2 separate regions of the Mus musculus genome follow, and region 1 is linked to region 2. A link is a contact called in ENCODE Hi-C data. All regions are on one chromosome and are shown on one strand. The core of a region is the stretch at or near the end of the contact, and the rest is flanking DNA. Distances in the headings are between cores, read along the strand shown.

Evidence for each region. Hi-C counts contacts between places; a loop is a spot of excess contacts on that map.
Region 1: a loop to region 2 is called in a map of adrenal gland, with 7 times the contacts of the local background. The contact joins the promoter of Rps15a here to the promoter of 1110004F10Rik in region 2. A Hi-C loop is called at or near these places in 2 of 37 maps with a recorded cell type or tissue (adrenal gland and heart).

The regions. Positions count from the first base shown.
Region 1 is chr7:118,113,877-118,118,096 of GRCm38, reverse strand. Rps15a (ribosomal protein S15A) reads left to right here and starts at 1,950. Exons shown (of 5, transcript NM_170669.2): 1 at 1,950-1,961; 2 at 2,851-2,988; 3 at 3,233-3,312. The coding sequence starts at 2,856.
Region 2 is chr7:116,091,712-116,095,805 of GRCm38, reverse strand. 1110004F10Rik (RIKEN cDNA 1110004F10 gene) reads right to left here and starts at 2,426. Exons shown (of 5, transcript NM_019772.2): 1 at 2,281-2,426. The coding sequence starts at 2,343. 1700003G18Rik (RIKEN cDNA 1700003G18 gene) reads left to right here and starts at 2,657. Exons shown (of 4, transcript NR_029433.1): 1 at 2,657-2,744.

The DNA of each region.
Region 1 (4,220 bases), core at 701-3,200, 2.0 Mb before region 2:
ACACCCCCTCTAGGAGCTCATCAGCCTGGGGCCATCTAGATTCTGTGGCACACCAAGGTCACAACACTGGGATCAGCTAGCCAAATCCCCACAGAACTAACTAGGATCTCAGATTCATTAACTACCACCCCTCCCCACTGCTGCTTTGATCTGAATTCCTGAAGTCATTCCTATTGGGTCCATGTTAAGGAAATTGGGAGACTGGATGTGAGTTTGAGGTCAGTCTGAAATAGACCTGTGCTCAAAATCCTTATAAACCTTGGGAAAGCCTGTGGTCCTTTTGTGGGGTGAATTATGACTGGGAATGAAGACTTCCCCTGTTGTGAGAGAAGATGAAGGGGACTCTGGCGGCCAGAGCATGACAAAGATGGTTCTGGCGGGCCTTTTTCTTCTCCCTTCCTCTTTTCTAAAAACTATTAGGTTACATTCCTAAAGCTCTCTTATTTGGTCACTTATTTGCTCACTTCCTTCTGAGGCTGACTACCAAGGTCCAGCTTTCAAAGGATGGAGGTCCAGCAACCAAAAGTCCCCTTGCAGCTACCCTAATTAACGTGTCTAACCAGAGTTAGACACTTCATCCTAACAAGAGGTTTTTTCCCCCTTTACCCTCATAAACTGTCGTTTGCTCAAGGGCCACACCTGTCTCCTCTCTATGCAGAGGCAGTTCTTTGTTCCCAGGACTTACATCCTTTCCCTCCCTCTCCCTTGTTCCCCTCTCCCTCACCTTCTATCTCCTGTCTTTGTCTCTCATTCCCTGTCCTTTGTTCCTCTGGGGGAAATAAATCTTGTGCCAAACACTGCTGAGCACTGCCACATTTGTGTGGTCTCTCAAAAGCTCCTCTGAGTGGTTCTATCATCCCTGTTTTAGAGATGGAGAAACTGATTTGTCCATTCAGTTTTTTCTTCAACTATATGTCGAGGACCTACTATGTGGCAGATGCTTCTCCAGACTTAGTGTGAACAGCAATGAACGAAGCTTCCCGAACCTCTGTAGGCTTGAAGCTTAATGGTCCAGGCTAGGAGTCAACAGATTCACTTGAGGTGTAACCCCAGTTACAGAAGTGAGGCAGACAGATCACAGGGCTGCATAATAGGAGGAGGAGGAGGAGGAGGAGGAGGAGGAGGAGGAGGAGGAGGAGGAGGAGGAGGAGGAGTGTAACCCCAGTTACAAAAGTGAAGCAGACAGATCACAGGGCTGCATAATAAGAGGAGGAGGAGGAAGAAAAGTGGACCTTAAGCCGGGCATGGTGGCACACGCCTTGAATCCCAGCACTCAGGAGGCAGAGGCAAGCGGATTTTTGAGTTCGAGGCCAGCCTGGTCTACAGTGAGTTCCAGGACAGCCAGGGCTATACAGAGAAACCCTGTCTCGAAAAACAAAAAAACAAACAAAAAAAAAAAAAAAAAAAAAAAAGAGAGAGAGAGCGAGAGAAGCGGACCATGGCAGTAATCCCTGTTACTAGTCAAGATTTTCATGACTCCGGGGACAGCATTGGGCCACTACTGGTCTCCAAAAGCCAAATTCAAGCCAAACCAACCAAAACAATAATAACAAAAGCCAAGTGCTGTGATGTTTAATCTCAGCACTGGGAGGCAGAGGCAGGTGGAGGCTAGAAGTCAGCTTGGTCTTCATAGTTCCAGCCCAGCCGAAGCTACCTAGTGAGTTTCATTGTGGCAAACAAAACTAAACGCAAGAACCCGCAGTGGCGTTAATGCCAAAACCCTAGAGGCTGAGGCAGGACTGCCGCGAGTTTCAGAGCGACTAGCAGCCCACCATTTCTAGTTTCATCTGCCCCTCCCAGAGGAGGCCCCGCCCTCGCATTGGTTGTCCTATAAGAAATCACAGGGTTTTGGGTTTTTTTTTTTTAAGTGTGTGACCATGAAGTCTCGCGATAGCGCTTCCGCTTCCCATAATTCCGTGCGTTTGCCCGGCCCACTCTCTTTCTGCCATCTTCCCTCGCCGGTGAGTGAGTGTTTGTGAAACTCCGTGTTCATCCGTGTGGTATCTGTGCCATCCCTTTACCCCGTGTTCGCTTTCGGAGTCCCGTGGGCCTATAGATCCCTGCAGGGGCCGTAGTCTCCGTCTGCCGGGGTCGGGGGCTATGGGTAGCCCTTTGCGGGAGCCGGCCCACTGCAACAGGCCGGGCTCGGCTCGGGCCGGCGGGGACGGTGGCCCGCGTGGGCCCTGCAGCCTCCGGTGTCTGCGGGAGCTCTGGAGTCCCGAGTGTCCCACGCGGCCGTGGCCAGGGTTGGCGCGGGGAGTTAGGCTCAGCCACTCACTGCCGAGTTAGGGAACCACGTCGTGGTTTACTCTTGGCGCGTAAAATACGCCTTGGCAGCGTCCTGAGGAGCCGTGGAGGTAGCCTATGGGTTGTGGCCGTTCAGTAGGCTGGCTGGGCTCCCTGTCACGTACTGCCTCTTCTCCCGAAAGGGGGTGTGTGTGTGTGTCTGTGTGTTAAATGGTTACCTGTAAATGAGTTAAGTCGCGTTAACCTCTTGACACACTGCTGGCTTTGAAAATCTTGGCAGACGGTGCCAGAACTTTTTCCTAATGACAGTTCCCGCACCCCCACTTTCAGTTTGGCTAGCTGGTCGGTCCCACCATTTCGAAGGCTATCTTCTGTGTGGTGAGGCTCGGCTTGTGTCATTCTCTCCCCAGCTATTTTGTGTGGTGGGTGGTATGAATAGGAGTGTCTTGGAGGGCTAGACTCTGAAGAACAGTGCTGAACAGTCGGGAAATTGTAGTGAATTTTTCCTGGTTCTTGGGAATGTTGCTTAGACCTAGGAAAAGCTAATGGGGGTAGGACAGCATGATTGGGTGTTGATGCAAACCCCGGCTTTTCTTTCCACAGCCACCATGGTGCGAATGAATGTTCTGGCGGATGCTCTCAAGAGCATCAACAACGCTGAGAAGAGAGGCAAACGCCAGGTCCTCATCAGGCCATGTTCTAAAGTCATCGTTCGGTTCTTAACCGTGATGATGAAGCACGGTGAGTATTGGTGTCTTGGGTTTTTGACAGTGCTGGATCTGGGAGGGAAAGACAGTAACCGTTCAAGAAAAGAATGGGTGTGTTGATGCTAACTCCCAAAAATTTTTATGTGATACGGAGCTTTCAGAATTCTGATGCAGAGACTCAGATGAGAGAAAAATCTAATAGGCAAAAAGTTAGTGTTGGCGTAAAGGTTTAGGTCTCAAATTGATGTCTGGTTTGACGCTGGTCACTTGTTTTATAGGATACATTGGTGAATTTGAGATCATTGATGATCACAGAGCTGGGAAGATTGTTGTGAACCTCACAGGAAGGTTGAACAAGGTAAGACATCTTGCTTCTCAAATTGCAGCTGTCTGCCACTTCACAGTGTTGTCATTCTTGCTCTACTTCCCTGATTTAAGGAATTGGCTAAGGCTATGCTTCTGTTTTAGTACCCACATTTCACTTGGTGTCTTTGGTTACTTGTTCAAATTATTGGTTAGTTTTGTGTGGGATAGAGCTAAACTCTGGTAACGCTGGAGTGGGAAACTGCTGATTTCAGTAGCTTAAACTATGGCTCAGTGTATGAATAACTCAGTCTTGTACTGGTGGTGTGTGTGGCCTGTTTATTTTCAAGATGGAAGTCTCAACACATAGAGAGGTTGATCTATACTCTGTCAAACTGCTGTATTAAAGTTACACGATGCACTTGTCCAGTGGTGTGCTGGCTTTTAATAAAATTGTTAATCTTGAGTAAGTGGCTAAGAGTTCATGGTCTGTTGGTGTAGGTTGTAGCTGTCTGAGTTCTAGGCTGCTCGTCAGTTTTAATTGTCATCAGCATAGCCAAATAGACTTTCTGACTCCATGGTTTAATAGCAGTTTGGGGCATTGTCAATAAGCTAGTGATAGTGCGGAAGAGCCTTCTGATCTGTAAGGAGTTTGAGGCCCTCTAGTCCTACTTGTGTGACCCTTTCAGAGAGGGGTCGTGGGCTAAGGCCATCAGAATCAGATACTTCCGTTACAGCAAAAGTACAGTTATGAAGTAGCAGTGAAGTAATTTTATTGTTGGGGCTACTACCAATTTTGTTAAAGGATTGCAGCATTAGGAAGTGTGAAAACTGCTCTAGTCATGTGGTGAACAGTTAAGTTGGTGAGGTCATTGCTGTTCTGACAATTTTTTCAAAAAGTTGTTCGCAATATCCAGAACTTGTTAAAATTTAAGTAACACCTACTGATTTAGAAGTTGGTAC
Region 2 (4,094 bases), core at 1,177-3,676:
GAAACTGCATGAGCTGCCCCATGCTCTGGCCACAACCTCTGCTTCTTCCACACATACTGCATGGGGCCAAATTACAAAGCACAGTTGCAGAACTGTAGAAGGCTAAAAACACAACTATCTAAAATCCAACTTTTCCAATTTCCCATTCTCTTTCAAGAATACACTCAGGCTGGGGTTGTAGCTTATACATAAGGCCCAGGTTTCAATGACCAGCACATACATACCCAACAAGAACACAGCAGCAAACATCTTGACAACGTTTTTACCTAAGTAACTCTATTTTTACAATCTCTAATTATATTCTTTTAATGCATCGTTGTTTATTCGTTCTTCCTTTCCAAGAACAGCAAGCACATTTCCAAAATACTACACTCTGAAACACAGTGCCTAATTGTACTTGTGATTCTCCCACTCTGATAGAACAGCTTTCATTATCCACTTCTAGCAAACCAATGAAACCTTAAGAAGCCCTTTTCATTCCTCCTCCCCACAGACTGCAGTCAGGGTGTTACTCCTCATACACATATCCCACTGTACTTGAGACTATTTCTATGTCACCCTTTCCTAGCAGCGCATTCTGAGATATGATATCTATTTCTAGTATCTTCTGGTTTTGTTGCCCTCAATTATGCATCAAATCACTGAATCAGAAAACCTTGCAGCAGATACTAACACATAAACTGATAGTTGATTTTCTAAAATTACCAGGTGTATCTTGAAAATACAGATGAGCTAAACAAACAAAAACATCAAGCAAGGTAATATCCAGTTAGCAGAAAAAATAATAACCATATATAATGGAAACTGAGTTAAGAAAACCACTGTTAAGGGACACATTACTGTATATAGCATAACAACAACAACACAGTCGTCTTTATGATAGTATAGGTAAAGTCACAGGTCCCAATCTTGAAAATGCAATTATAATCACCTATAAATCAACTATCAAGACAACAGTTATAGGATTTGAAATATATCAAAGTTCACCTGGCTAAAAAGTTGTTTTATTTCTGAGTCTATCAAAGCAAGAATGTGTGACATTCTCGGAATCAACTCACAGTTGATATTGGGAGGAAAACAATGTAACAGCTCTTTTACATCTACAATCTAGATCACTAAAAAAACCTAGACAAATTCCTAACAATGCAGAATGGCGGTATTAACAATGGAAGATCTAAATTCCAGTCGCAGGGAAGACAAGGGACATGAATTAATCTCACAGACAACCAGTCATCCCTCCACTCTTTTTTAATTGATTACTAATCTTCCTCACAAGGCTAAAATTTATTCTATTATTACAATTCTGGTCCACACCCCATCTTCCAACCAAAGGAGTGTGGTTCTTAGTATTCTCTCATTAACTACAAAATAATTCAGGGAACCTTTTATGGCTCACAAAGGACTTATGAAAGATGTCAAACTGCACTAAAAGTTACAATTCTGAAGCTGACAGTGTATGAATAAGCGAGACCAGCTTTCATCTGTCTCAAAGATGACTTCCTCATGTCCCCTTCCCACCAACTTCCCCATCAATGTTTCCAAGGGATTTCATTATAGAAGAACCTAATTTTACAAGTTACCTGCAGTTTCTAAACACTATGCTAGAGCTAAGACAAATATAAGCATCCTCTTTATTAATCTTCAATTCCAGTATCTGGCATTGTAGTCAGTACTGAACAGGTTAATAAGGGACAGTTTATTATTTAAACTGATGAGCTGAAGGCATGAGAGGGCAGGAAAAAGGTATCTGACATCAAAATGCGCTTCTGGGTCTCACTCCCTCTGACCTCGCCATTATTCCATCCCCAAACTGTCTACCACAATCTTCGGCTTAATATTGGTCTCTGTTTATTAAGAATGGTGTAGTTAGGGCAGCAATTACCAGTACACTGCAAAAAAGGATTCGGGCTGGAAAATTTGTCCAAATGTGACTGAACATTTCGCGATTGCCAGAGGAGCGTTTTAGACCAATGTCAGGACTATGACATATCTATCCTGAAATGACTAAGAAATGAGCTTCACCGGTTTCCCAAAACGCAAAGACATCTCGATTAAGCTCTTTTTCCTTTTCGACCCTTCTCAGGATTTCCTTCCTCAACCCCCGTTCCTACGCAGGTCTCTGTATCTCAGCTCAGGGCCTCTTCAATCCTTCAGATTCTAGTAGGAAAAGGAAGACATCCCTCGTTGCGCCCCCTTCCTTCGGGCGCTTCTTCCTCCATCCACCCTTCCCGGCCTACCCCAGCCTTCACTAGGCCTCAACCCTCATCCATTGTTATTTACATCGTCGTCGGGGGAGGCTGAACGTTTCACCCCGTGCGGGTGAGACTCCCGGGCAGCACTCATCGTAGCTGGGATCCTGACGGGGATATGCCAAACACACTCGCAGTTCTCCTCAAACGCGACACCAGCAGCCCTCACCCAGCCGCCGGACCAAGCAGCGCCACTCCAGAACGCAGAGCCCCCTCCGGCCCTTCACCGCTACAGTCGTCACTGCTGCGGCCGCTCGTCACCCTGGAGCACACCGGGAGTTGTAGTTTTTTTGGACTCACTCTTTACTGGCCTGACTAAGCCGTCTTCAGTGACTTAAACTACATTTCCCAGGAGGCCGAGCGAAGCATCTCGCGCGGCGTGGCGGGAGAGCCCTCGGAGGCTACGCTTTCTTCGGCGTGTAGAGGGAGCTTTCCCGTGGATGGGTATGGTGGTGATCGTTGGCGGAGAGCTTCGTTGCCACAGACAGACCTAGAGTGGGTTTTCGCCTTTTTGTGTGTGTGAGGTTCTGCCCTGTTAGTAAACACATTCATCATAGTTAAACACATAGACTTAAGTGTAATGTTTGAGGCTTTTTGAATACAAGTTCTCGGCCCAAGACAAAAACCTAAAACATGGCTTCTTCCCCCAGCCTAATGTGTGGTCTCTACTGCTCACACGGGATATTCTAACGTCTTCATTCTCTTCCTTTCCTTCCTTCCTTTCTTTTCTTACTGAATAGAGTTCAGTGTGAAGCTGAAGGCTTGTTAATTGGCTGTTTTGTTTTTCGTTTTTTTTCTAAACAGCTCCACCCCTCAGGAATTGTGGACCGTTTTCCACTGGGCTTAGTGTATTCTAGATAAGAGTGACCCAACTCTCTGATCCCTTTTTAAGGTAGATATTATTTGAAACTTCATCGACTGAAGTCTGTCTGCCAAAAAAAAATCCTGTATCTTTATTATTTTTCTTGGGGTGGGGGTGGGGGGTAAGTTTCCTATATAATAAACCCCTTTAAAGTTACAATACAGTAGCAGTCTCAACCTGTTTCAACTGTCTCCTCAGTCTAGTTGCAAGAGACCACCCCCACCCCGCCCCCTTAGGATGGATACATTCGCTGCCCTTCCCATTTGCAATCTTGTTTCTAGTTCCCTTTTCCTCATTTCCCTGCTCCCTTTCCAGCCCCAACTAAGCTTCCTGCAAGATCTTGTAGTCCAGTGTTCAGATACTGAAGATAAACTTCTGTATGTTATAGCTGAATTTGCATCCACAGGTGAACCTGACATACTGTCAGGATGACTTTCTTGCCCTTACTCATTCTGAAGACTTCCAGCCTTGATTTTTAAAAAGATTTTTTTTTCAAGTATAAACAAATAGTATGACAACAGTACATGGCTAGTCTTAAGTCCCCATACCGAGTGGTCTATGAGACACCTGTCAGTGTCTGTGCTCAGCAGTTACTCTAGTTGAACTACATTTCAGATGACGATGAACCACTGATAGAACTGTGCCCAAAGTGAAACCTGACTATGCCTGTGAACCTAGTGTCTGGGAGGTGGTGAAGGAAGATAAGAAATTCAAGATCATCCTCTTCTAAGTAATGTGTGGTTTGTCAGCCGAGTCTATAGTAAGACCTCCTCTCAAAATAAAAATAAAAAATAAAAATAAAATAAAAACAGTACCCCACCCCCCGCCCCTATCCCAAACATCAGGACTTAGAGCTATGCACACAGGGAAGACAGTTTCTTAATTTATGCAGTCATAGATCCAATTCCTTTATTTTTGAAGCAGAGACTAGCTTTTAAATAAATTATATAAAAATACGGTTAGAGCTATATTTAATAAGCCTA